Regions from separate parts of the Homo sapiens genome. Here region 1 is linked to region 2. The links are chromatin contacts, found by Hi-C or POLR2A ChIA-PET in ENCODE. All regions are on one chromosome and are shown on one strand. Each heading gives the region's core, a stretch centred on a gene start or an enhancer-like site at or near the end of the contact. The rest is flanking DNA. Distances are from core to core; before and after follow the strand shown. Region 1 holds the start of KCNE1 (potassium voltage-gated channel subfamily E regulatory subunit 1). Region 2 holds the start of ATP5PO (ATP synthase peripheral stalk subunit OSCP).

Evidence for each region. A loop is a pair of places that touch in the nucleus more often than their neighbours do. ChIA-PET counts read pairs that join two places held with the same protein, here RNA polymerase II (POLR2A). Pooled maps may share reads with other maps.
Region 1: a pooled map shows a loop between it and region 2 (2.3-fold over the local background). The contact joins the promoter of KCNE1 here to the promoter of ATP5PO in region 2. A Hi-C loop is called at or near these places in 7 of 50 pooled maps. POLR2A ChIA-PET finds 5 or more read pairs at or near these places in 2 of 52 experiments (MCF 10A and activated CD4-positive, alpha-beta T cell).

What each region holds. Positions count from the first base shown.
Region 1 is chr21:34,508,471-34,514,524 of GRCh38, reverse strand. KCNE1 (potassium voltage-gated channel subfamily E regulatory subunit 1) reads left to right here and starts at 2,315. Exons shown (of 4, transcript NM_000219.6): 1 at 2,315-2,498; 2 at 3,210-3,424.
Region 2 is chr21:33,914,554-33,920,588 of GRCh38, reverse strand. It overlaps ATP5PO (ATP synthase peripheral stalk subunit OSCP), which reads left to right and starts at 4,785. Exons shown (of 7, transcript NM_001697.3): 1 at 4,785-4,861. The coding sequence starts at 4,826. It also overlaps the pseudogene RN7SL740P. RefSeq lists enhancers at 4,604-5,213, 5,728-6,035.

The sequences.
Region 1 (6,054 bases), core at 1,066-3,565, 600 kb before region 2:
CCTTCTTTCAGGATTCTGATGAGGGACTCGGTGACCCTTCTACACAGCGAACGAGTGCCAAGTAGATGCAGTGGCCACTGCTCAAATCCCTCTTTCAAGAGTGTCAGGGCCCTCCTGGCTGACATTTGTACTCTGGCAGCGCAGACTTTTCAGTGTTTTTAACTTACCATGTTGTCTTTTCTCTGCCTAGAAAATGATCTCATTGTCCCAGCCCAGCCCTGCTAACCCCACAATGAGGTCCACGAGGTCCTGCTCACCCCTGTTCAAATTCCAGCAGCTACCTCTGTGCCCAGCCACAGAACATGTTTCTAGGGGCTGCTTTTCTTTTCTTGAGTGGCCCTAAGCTGTTTCTTACCAGATTAGTAATATATTCTATCAAAACCTACTGAAGAAACACTTTCAATCAGTGGCAAAGCGTGCATTCTGCACAGTTCTGCCTGTTGAATGTCGGTCATTTCACATTTTACTGAACCCCTCTCTTACAAAACAACGTGTGGGTCCTGGGCACATTCATGATGCAGTGACTTTCAAACCCATCAGCCTGGGAACCCAGAAACTTCTTGCATTATTGGTCACAATAAGCGCTACTGAAATGATTGACTCTTTAATATTTCTCCTGCAGGTGTCTATTAGGAATGTCTCTTCCCCCTAAGAATCGTTGCCAGCTACTCCCGCTGGGTCTCCCATCATGCCCCCTTCTTTTCCATTGTATGGCATATTTTCTTTTTTATCGTAATTGTTAAATTGTTTGTCTTCCCTGTTGAAACATAATTTGGGTGGAAGTGGGATTCCTGGTAGCCAATGGCTCATAGTAGACGTTCAACACGCAAGTGGATTGGATAGATGGAAGGATAGATGGGTAGATGGAAAGTTGGATGGATGGATGGATGGATGGATGGATGGATGGATGGATGGATGGATAGGGATTTTGGAGGAAGAGGAGTGAGCAGTCACTGAAAAGAATAGAAAAATAATGAGGCTTGCTCCCTCTCCCTAGTCAGAAGAGCCAGTAAGCAGCTTAGAGCTTTAATCCCACAAATTGTCAGGCAGCTGGCGCAAGAACAGGGAAAAAGAGAGAGAGAGAGAGAGAGAGACCCTGTCTGTGGTAGGTTATGGTCATCAGTGAAAAAGAACAAAAACCTTTGTTTTAAAACTCTCCTCAAAACAGATGATTGGCTAGAGGGTGCGGCACAAAGGAACTTGTCAGGGTGATGGAGACATTCTGTATCTGGATTGAGCAATGCAAGAACCTGGGTAAAGACACAGTCATGGTAACAGCTGTATACATCTGTTGAAAACTCATCAAACTTATCATATTTAGAAAGGGTACATTTTGCTTCATGTAAAGTATGCCTCAATAAAGTGTACTTGATTTTAAAATCAGGATAAAGGAAAAAAACATTGATCTTGGATAATGGGCAGGGGTTGGGGAGAAGGTCTTAATTATCATCATATCCTTTTAAAAACGTTTTTCAAGTGTGTGATGCTCTGATGACATTCTTAAGACACAGCAAGGCAAAGCAGTATCCCAAATGAGAGAGTGAGCATTCCAATAAATATTTTCTGTAAGACACTGATATGTCTATGACTATTTGCTAAATTTAAAAATCAACTTGGACCATATTTACTCCCTTAAAGTCTAATAGACGACTAATTTCTTCTATGTTCAGAACAAATATGTTGCTACTTTAAGAACAGCATACATAGGTGTGGTCGGCCCTCTGTGTCTAAGGCTTCTGCATCTGTGGATTCAACCAACAATGGACTGAAAATATTCCAAAAATAAAATAAAATTAATGAAACAACAACAAAAATAAAACAAATAAAAAAATGCCAGGTAACAACTACTTACAAAGCATTTACATAGTATTAGGTGTTAGAAGTAATCAAGAGATGATTTAAATCACCATCTATGATTGGCTGATATGCATAGGTTATATGCAAATACTATGCCACTATATATAAAGGACTTGAACATTCGCAAATTTTGGTATCTGCAGGGGATTCTGGAACCAAACCCCATGGATACCAAGAGACAACTATATATAAAATACTGAAAGAGGCATGGAGAGTGATTTTCAGGCCTCTACCTAAAGCCCTGAATATTAGAAATTACTGAATTTCTTCTCAGGAAGGAAATTACGCCATAAACCAGTGTTGCCACACACCCAGAGAACAAGATGACCCGACGCCCCAGCCTGGTCATGCCACATGAGCTGAGCAGTGGGTAGGCCACTGAGCCAGTGATAGAAATCACAAATTACAAAACGTCAGAGTACTTTCTGGAAATAAGCCTTCCTCTCCAGGGAACAACGCATTTGACACTTGACTGGGATACACTACCGGATCCTCCGAGGGTGATGGTTCTCAAGAAGGCAGAAGCAATGGTGACCAATAGACCTCCTTAAAGGCTGAGCCGCTGGGCACCTTCCTACTCCTCTCGACCGTGCTAGGATGACTGCAGCAGAGTCCCCGAGTCCTTTGATGCAAGGGTCTAGGTGAGTTCGAAGGAGAGCCATACTAGGCCAGGCAGAAAGGCCCATGGTGATGGCTGTCCACCCTGGTCAGGGGAATTCTAGGTTCAGGCCATGCGGCAAGGTCACCTTGAGGGACATGCTTTGCTCTAAGCTCAGCTTAAGTGTGTCTGAACCCCCCTCACTTCTTCCAACTGCAGAAGCACATGGAGAAGGGGGAGAAAGGGTTGCCCACCTCCTAAAATGAGGGCAGCGTGGTGAAGAGCCCCATCATGCCCCACCAAGGTCCTGTGTGCAGGGCAGGGCAGTGCCTATCCAGAAGGCCAGACCTCTAACTGCTGCTCTGTAGGACGTCCGGGCCTCACATGCAGGCTCCTATAAGCTGGCTGTCTTGGCAAGAGGGCCCTGGTACAGCACTGTGTTCATCACAGAAAACCACACCGTACATAATTTGTAACAGACAGAAATGCATTTGGCTCATGGTTCTGGAGACTGGGAACCCAGGATGGAGGGGCCACATCTGGCAAGGGCCTTCTTGCCATGACATGGTGGAAGGTATCACAAGGTTGGGGAAGGAGGGGTGGGCGGGGCGGGAAGAGAGAGAGAGAGAACAAGAGAGAGAGAATCCATTCATAAGGGTGGAGCCCTCATGACTAAACACCTCCCATTAGGTCCCACCTCCCAACACTGTTGCTTTGGGGATTAAGTTTCCAGCTGGCTTTTTTCAAACCTTAGCAACCACCAAACAGACAAGCCCTTCGGCCTGTCCTGGAGGGCGTTGAATGGCATGGCCTGGAGCTCAACCAGGAGAACCGTGCTCAGGAGGAAGAGACCAGAAGGATAACTCAAAAAGTTCTGAGAAGTTCCTAAGACCACCTGAAGAGAAGGAGCCTGCTGCCAATGGTGTGGACACCGCAGTGTGCTTGAGGAGACTTCAGAAACGAGAACTGGTAGGAGAAGGGGGTTGCACAGACCCTTTCCTCAGTTAGGCACCCTCTGCTCCCACCCTCATGCCCACCCTGACATCAGGCTAAGGGAGAGGCGCTCATCCATTGACAGGTGCCAGGCTGTCCTGGGCCTGGCAAACCCTGGCCTTGTACACCCACTCTCCACACGTCTGCCCCCACCCTCCCAGGGGCAGGGCCGGGCTTCCCTGCAGAGACACAGGGCAAAGAGGGAGAGAGAAGGCCTCAGGCCAGGGCATGGCCTAGTGCCTCCCAGCGCCAGGTCCTGACAGCCTGAGAGAGCTGGAATCAAGGAAGGTGATCCTGGGCCCCAGACAGACGTCAGTGAGCTTCAGCCTCTGGTGGCTGCACACCAGCCAGGGCAGCAGCGCCCCCTCCTGCCTGTGTTCAGCTGTGTGGGCTGCAAGAGGACTAAGGAGAGTTTCAAGGAGGCAGGCAGTGGGGGAGGAAGTGTCCCAGGTAGAGGCTGAAGCTTTAAGGAGGATGGGAGGGGAGGCTTCACCCGGAAGGAGCTTTTGGAGCAAGGGCCTGAAGGAAATTGGGGAGAGAGCCTGAGTATCTTTGGTAACTGGGAAGAGAGCATTCCAAGCAAAGGGAAAAGAAGAGAGGCTGTCAGACAAGTGTGCACCCACCATGTCTGGGCACATCGAGAAGGACCCTGTGGCTGGAGGGGAGGAAGGAGGGGAGAATGGAAAGTGAGACCAGAGGTGACCTGACCAGGGCCTTCGGAGCCCCGGTGAGGGGCTCAGCGGGTGGGTGTCATGGGTGTGAAGAGGTAGGTCCCTCATCACCAGTCAGCAAAGCGTTCCCTGGGCTCAGCTGAAGTCCTGCTGGAGTGTGTGCCCCCTGGACTGGAGGGGATGGGATTGGTGGGAATAAAGTTGTGAGTTTGGAGTTGTGGTGAGCAGAGCACGAAGTGAGCCCCCAGCACTGCCACTTCCGCGTGAGGGGTGAACTGGCCCTGCACTCTCTCCCCTTGAGTGTGGGCAGGACAACCCTCTCTGCCTACAACGGCTCAGCACTCGTACTACTGTGGGACAGTGCTTCTGTGATTACGTTCCTTTATAGGAAAAATTGATTTTGCAGATGTAGGTAAGATCTGGACTCGTTTGACTTTGAGTTTATCAAGAAGGATGATTGACAGACACAGTGGCTACTTGAGAGTGGAGGGTGGGAGGAGAAAGAGGATCAGAAAAAAATAACTACTGGGTACTAGGTTTAGTACCTGGGTGACGAAATAATCTGTACAACAAACCCCCATGACACAAGTTTACCCCAATAATGAACCTGCACATGTACTCCTGAACCTAAAATAAAAGTTGAAAAAGGGGCCAGGCGTGGTGGCTCACGCCTGTAATCCCAGCACTTTGGGAGAGGCCGAGGCGGGCGGATCACGAGGTCAGGAGATCGAGACCATCCTGGCTAATGTGGTGAAACCCTGTCTCTACTAAAATTACAAAAAATTAGCCAGGCATGGTGGCAGGCACCTGTAGTCCCAGCTACTGGGGAGGCTGAGGCAGGAGAATGTCATGAACCTGGGAGGCGGAGCTTGCAGTGAGCTGAGACTGGGCCACTACACTCCAGCCTGGGTGACAGAGCGAGACTCTGTCTCAAAAACAAAAAAAAAGTTAAAAAAAAAAAAGAAGGAAGATTATCCTGATGGGCCTGACTCAATCAGGTGAACCCTGAGAGGACACTGGAGGGAGCAGTGGTGTCCCCTGCTGGCCTGGAGCTGCCACAAGGTGAGACTGGGGTGCCATGTGGCCAGGACTTGAGGGCAGCCTCTAGGAGCTGAGGATGGCCCCCGGCCAGCAGCCAGCAAGGAAGAGGACACCTCCGTCCTCCAACCACAAGGAAATGGATTCTACCAACACTACATGTGCTCTGGTGAGTTCTGCATTAGTTCAGATGAGACCACAGCTCTGGCTGTCACCTTGATTTCAACCTGGTGAGACCCTGAGCAGAGGCCCCAGCCAACCCGTACCTGCAGTTCTGACCCATGGAAACCGAGATGATGAATTTGGGTTGTTTTGACCCACAGAAACCAAGGTGATGAATTTGTGGTGTTTTTAAACCTCCACAAAGTAGTGTGAGAAAATACACAGTAGTTGTTTTATACCACTACATTTTTAGGTGGTTTGTTATCACACTGGATAATTAAAACACCAATTTAAATCTTTTCTCAGCTAATTTTGTACCATTAGTGAAGCATAAACACTCCAAACTATACTACTGTAGTAAAGAAAACCACCTGCTTCTATGTGTGAGAACACTTGGGTGAACATATCAATAAAAAGGGTGAAGAAGGGACTCTAGCTGTATTGCATTTTGCATCATTTATATTCACTTCTATGACTATTTTTTGTAATACTGTCCAATGACTGTGTCGTCTCTTTTTGCATGCTTTCTATTAAAAAATAATAGTGAAAATTAAAAAACCCCAGTCTGGGCGCGGTGGCTCATGCCTGTAATTCCAGCACTTTGGGAGGCCGAGGAGGGTGGATCACCTGAGGTCAGGAGTTCAAGACCAGCCTGGCCAATGTGGCAAAACCCCGTCTGTACTAAAAATACAAAAATTAGCCGAGTGTGATGGTGTGCGCCTGTAATCCCAGCTA
Region 2 (6,035 bases), core at 3,536-6,035:
ATTTTGGAGATGTGCAAGTGGCTGGAAATTATTCTAGATATGAAAGAAAGTGTGTCTTAATATGTTTAGAAGATTCAGAATTGTTTAAAATGTCAAAAAGTTGGGGGCAGGGCACCAAGCGCGGCGGCTCACACCTGTAATCTCAGCACTTTGAGAGGCCGAGGTGGGTGGATCTGGAAGCCAGGAGTTTGAGATCATCCTTGGGTAAATACAAAATAAACAGAGGGTATTTCTCTGCTGCTGTGCAACCTTACAGTTTACTTATAATTAATTTTTTTTCCTTTTTTCTCCTTATAATTAATTTTCCATGCAGCTTTTCAATTTTCTCTCACCAAGTTGTGTCAGTTTTGGAAATCTATTTCAAAATTTTTCTAGATATAAAAAAAGATGCTTAGAAGATTCAGAATTGTTTAAAATGGCAAAAAAAAAAAAAGTGGGGGTTGGTGGTGCCAAGCAAGGTGGCTCACACCTATAATCCCAGCACTTTGGGAGGCCAAGGCAGGAGGATCGCTTGAGCTCAGGAGTTCGAGACCAGCTTGGGCAACATGGCAAAAACCTGTGTCTACAAAATACAAAATTAGCTGGGTGTGGCTGTGTGCACATGTAGTCCCAGCTACTCAGGAGGCTGAGGTGGGAGGATTGCTTGAGCCTGGGAGGCTGAGGCTGTACTCAGCCATGACTGTGCCACTGCACTTTAGCCTGGGCAACAGAGTGAGGCCCTATCTCAAAAAATAAGCAAATAAATAAAATAAAATGGCAAAAAAAAAAACAAAAAGCAGAAACCATCTGAATTATATTCAGAGTCTAGAGTTTCCCAAGTATAGTTGACCCTAGAACTTTTTATTTGTATTACATCTGTTAACACCCACACTTCAGAAAACACAGGTTTTGCAGTTTAATTTCTCATAGAATATAAAGTTTATAAAGGTAGGCACTGTGTCTTGTATCCTGTTGTAGCCTCAGTGAATAGAACAGCTGGCTACATGTAATAGCTGCTCAATAAATTGTGTTAAATAATGTGTTGAATACTTTTCATTAGGCTTATTTGAAAATAGTCTCTGAAAGTTTGCAGAGTAGAGTGAAACAAGGGTTTTCATGTGCTGCTACGGAAAGTATAAATTGGTTAAAATTTTGAAAAGCAGCTTGGCCTCATGCATCAGAGGCTCTTAGAGTACTCATATTCTCTCACCAAGTTGTGTAAATTCTGGAAATCTATTCGGAAATTTTCCTAAATATGAAAAAAAAAAATGACTGGGCATGGTGGTGTGCACCTGTAGTCCCAACTACTTGGGAGGCTGAGGTAGAAGGATTGCTTTAGTCCAGGAGCTCTCAGCTGTAGTGCACCATGCCGGTCAGGTGTCCACACTAAATTAAGCATCAATATGGTGACCTCCCAGGAGCAGGGGACCACAAGGTTGCCTAAGGAGAGGTGAACCAGCCAAGTCAGAAACAGAGTAGGTCCAAACTACCATTTTTAGGCCGGGCATGGTAGCTCATGCCTGTAATCCCAGCACTTTGGGAGGCCAAGGTGGGCAGATCACCTGAGGTCAGGAGTTCAAGACCAGCCTGGCCAATATGGCGAAACCCCATCTCTACTAAAAATACAAAAACTAGCTGGGTGTGGTGGCATGCACCTGTAATCCCAGCTACTCTAGAGGCTGAGATAGGAGAATAGCTTGAAACCAGGAGGCAGAGGTTGCAGTGAGTCAAGATTGGGCCACTGCACTCCAGCCTCAAAGACAGAGCGAGACTCCATCCCAAAAAATAAATAAATAAATAAATATAAAAATAAAATAAAACTCCCATGCTGATCATTAGTGGGAATCATGCCTGTGAATAGCCACTGTACTCCAGGGCAAAAGAGCCAACACCATTTCTTTTTTTTTTAAAAAAAAAAAAAGAAGGCTGGGCACAGTGGCTCATGCCTGTAATCTCAGCACTTTGGGAGGCCAAGGCGGGTGGATCACCTGAGGTCAGGAGTTCAAGACCAACCTGGCCAATATGGTGAAACCCTGTCTCTACTAAAAATACAAAAAAATTATCTGGGAATGGTGTCACATGCTTGTAATCCCAGCTACTTGGGAGGCTGAGGCAGGAGAGTCGCTTGAACAACAAGAGCGAAACTCCATCTCAAAAAAAAAAAAAAAGAAAGAAGAGAAATATATGTCTAAATATGCTTAGAAGATTCAGTATTGTTTAAAATAGCAAAAAGAAAAAAGGAAATCATCTGAATTATGTTCAAAAATCATAGAATAATTAAGTTGCAGAATATTCACTTGATGGACTACCCTGCAGCCATTAAAATGATACTTAGAAACTTTTATAATTTGGAAATATGCTTATATTATAAGCATGAATGCATAACTCATATGTAATTTTGCATCCTTTTCTTTCTTGCATTAAAGAAAATGGCAAAATACCAAACTGTATAAAGATTGTTAATCTGCATGTATAATAAAAGCAAACAAAATAAAGAGCTAACATAACCGGGTGTGGTGGCGTGCACTTGTAGTCCCAGCTACTTGGGAAGCTGAGGTGGGAAGACTGCTTGAGCCCAGGAGTTGGAGACAAGTCTGAGCAACATAGTGAGACCCTCATCTCTAAAATAAAAAAAAATGTTGTATTAGCCAGGCTTGGTAGCATGTGTCTGTAGGCCCAGCTACTGGGGAGGCTAAGGTGGAAGGATTGCTTGAGCCTAGGAGGTCAAGGTTGCAGTGAGTCGTGATCACACAACTGCACTCCAGCCTGGTGACAGAGCAAGGCATTGTCTCAAAAAAAAAAAAAAAAGACTAAATTAATAAGCACCACTCTCTCAGGCAATTGTTCTAAGCACTTTACATGTATACCTTTTTGTTTCTTCTAATGACCTATAGGCAGATACTATTATAATACCCATTTTATAGATAATAAACTGAAGCACAGAGAAGTTATATAATTGGGCCAAGGAACTGATTGGGATTCAGGCCAGGGTAGTTCAGGCCACAGCCTAAACAAATATTGAGAAACAAGACACCAAAATATTTACAACAATTGCCTCCGAGTGGAAGAAAAGAGGACAATTACTTTCTTTATCTTTCTCTACGTTTTAAAAAGTTTTTAGGGGGTTGGGTGTGGTGGCTCACACCTCTAAGCTTTGGGAGGCTGAGGCAGGCGGATCGCTTGAGGTCAGGAGTTCAAGACCAGCCTGGCCAACATGGCAAAACCCCATCTCTACTAAAAAGAGAAAAATTAGCCGGGTGTGGTTGTGTACACCTGCAGTCCCAGCTACTCGGGAGGCTGAGGCAGGAGAACCGCTTGAACTCAGGAGGCAGAGGTTGTAGTGAGCTGAGATCACGCCACTGCACTCCAGCCTGGGTGACAAAGCGAGACTCTGTCTCAAAAAATAAAAATTGTAATAATGAGAAAACTGCTCTCTAAAAGGGCAAAATAGTGAATTAACGTGTTTCTATAATAAATCTGAGCAGAGAATTTTTCTTTTAAGTTGATTACAGAACCCCCACTATTACAACCAGGAATACTGACCCTTGCTCTGCCAGCCAGTCTCTTCTCTGACAGAGGAGAAAATTCGACCAAGTTCTATTTAGAGAGAATGGGTTGAAGATAGGTTGTTTTTATGGATGCAGACAAACTATATCCAAGGCTAGTACCCAGTTCTCAGTTTCAATATCAAATTTGCTCAAACCCGGGTTCTCCTATTTTAGGCCTGATGCTCAGATAGCCACTCTGCCCTAGCCAGAATCAAGAATCTAGGTACCAGAATCCCATATGCCCTCACAAACCAACAGCTCAGTTCTATACTCAGGTGAGATGGGGGAGAGGGGAGGGGAATGGAGGGCCACAGGGATTCTTTGCTTTTGCTTGGCCAAACTTTAGTGAGACTTCTGAACCTTCTCGTAGTCCTATCTATGCACCTCCTTGTAAAGTCCAGTTTTAGCAAAACTGCTAAGTCAGTTTAGCCAGAACCCCCAATCTTCGACAACCGATCATCTTTGATATCTGATCAGGGTCTTCATCCTTCACCATCCCCCAGGTGATGTCTGATCACCCTGGCCTGTCTTCTACAAGATTCCTCTAGGTCATTTTAGCCAGAATCCCTCTTACCCCAGTTTCCTCTAAGTAATTTTCTATCCACTGACCCCCGCACTGCTCCTTGGCCATAAATTCCCATTTGCCCATTCTGCTTTCGGAGTTGAGCCCAATCTCTCTGCCCACTCCCAGACCCTGTTGCACTGGTCCTATACCCATCGCTATGGTCCTGAATAAAGTCTTCCTTATCATGCTTTAATAAGCATCACTGAATAATTCTTTATTTAACAATGGGTAGTCATGGCCCAGGTAAGAGAGACGTGGTGTCCGCTCCTGGAGCTGCAAGGCTCCTGGGGGCTTTTTGTTTTGTTTTGGTTTTGTCTTTGTATGCAACGTGAGAAAAAGCCATTGATGCAGGCTTTAGCATGCTGGGAAGGAAGTGTAAAGAAGCCAGTGACGCTGGTAATAACTGTGAAATGGAACAAATGCCACCATATTTATCTAAATGTAAATTTTAAAACTGGGGACAGCAAATCCATTCTACAGTGAGCGCCGCTTGGCCAGTAACAATGACTTCATTTTCAGATGCAGTCGAAGCCCTGTGGCTCCACCCCGAGGGTCCAGCCCTTACCACTGCTAAGAACTACAACTCCCAGCCCGAGGGAGGTCTCTGCGCCTGCGGCCTGACGCCCTACGCCTACACTTCCCAGAGAACCTAGCGGTTACGCCAACGCGCGCGTGCGCCCTTGCGCGTTTCTCTCTTCCCACTCGGGTTTGACCTACAGCCGCCCGGGAGAAGATGGCTGCCCCAGCAGTGTCCGGGCTCTCCCGGCAGGTGAGAGAAAGGTGGTCCTGAGAGCCAGTGGGAGGATCCCTCCTGGGATGACCGGTACCAAACCTCGAGCACCAGGGTGCGATGCTTCGGCTGGGGAAGTCTGGCAGTCTTCAAGGTTATGGGACCTGGCGAGTGGGAGCGACTCAGGACGACCCAGCGTTTGTCCCCCGGGATGCCTACGGGGCAGTAGGCGCGGGGCTGCGCGTGCCGTAACCTTGGCGTCTTCCGAGCACAGCCCCTGGAAGCTGCTAGCCTGAGGGGCGCAGGAGAGGGGGTCTGCCCTTCGCTGAATTCCGGGGAAGGGGCATGGACTAGCCCCCAAATCAGCTTCCTTTGCCATTGTGGTAAAACCTGTCAGAGATCACTTACTAGTAATGCTAAGGAATATTTGTAAAACACATTTCACAGTTTTATAAATAAAATGAGGCCGAAAAGTTTAAATGAGTCTTTGGCTGCTCAGTCAGTAAGTGGTAGAATTGAGATTTGAACCCACGGAATCACCCAGAAGATCGAGTTTGAAAAAATGTTATGCTGTTTGTGCTGCATCTCACCATGGTGCTTTACATATCATGACCCCTTCCTGGCATCTTAGGTAATTTTTTCATAAGCATTAAAAAGTCTTAATCCTCACAAGCAGTTTTGATAAAACACGTTCCATAGCTGGAGTATTTGAAGGTGACCTGTGATCTGTGACCTGTGCGCTTGCAGGTGATTTTTAAACTGTGTATTCCAGCTCTGTCTTTTGATGGGCAGGATAGTGTCTCTCAGAACTAAGGCTTCTTGTCAGATCAAACTCTGCGGCAGTACTCAAAAAATTCATCTTTATTTTCAGATAGCATTTGCATTCCGAGGAGGGTACGTCTGTTGCAAATGATCTGCTCAAGGGTCTGTTAATAGAAACGCCAAAATTTTGGTTAAATATTTTTGAAACATGCACTCCTTGGAAGTTAGTGTTTTTCTGTCTTACGGGTATGCTAGCCTCGGTCCATTCCTAGCAAACTAGGAGGTTCGTGGGAAGGTGATTTCCCAAGCAACTTGGCATAATCCTCATTGGGTAAGTTTACCCCTTAGTAATAGTAAGTAGCTCACCCTCATGTAATATGTGAATATACAAAGAGACAAAAGTAATGATTTTAAGGTTATTTAAAATTTTTTGTTGTTATTGAGTTAAATG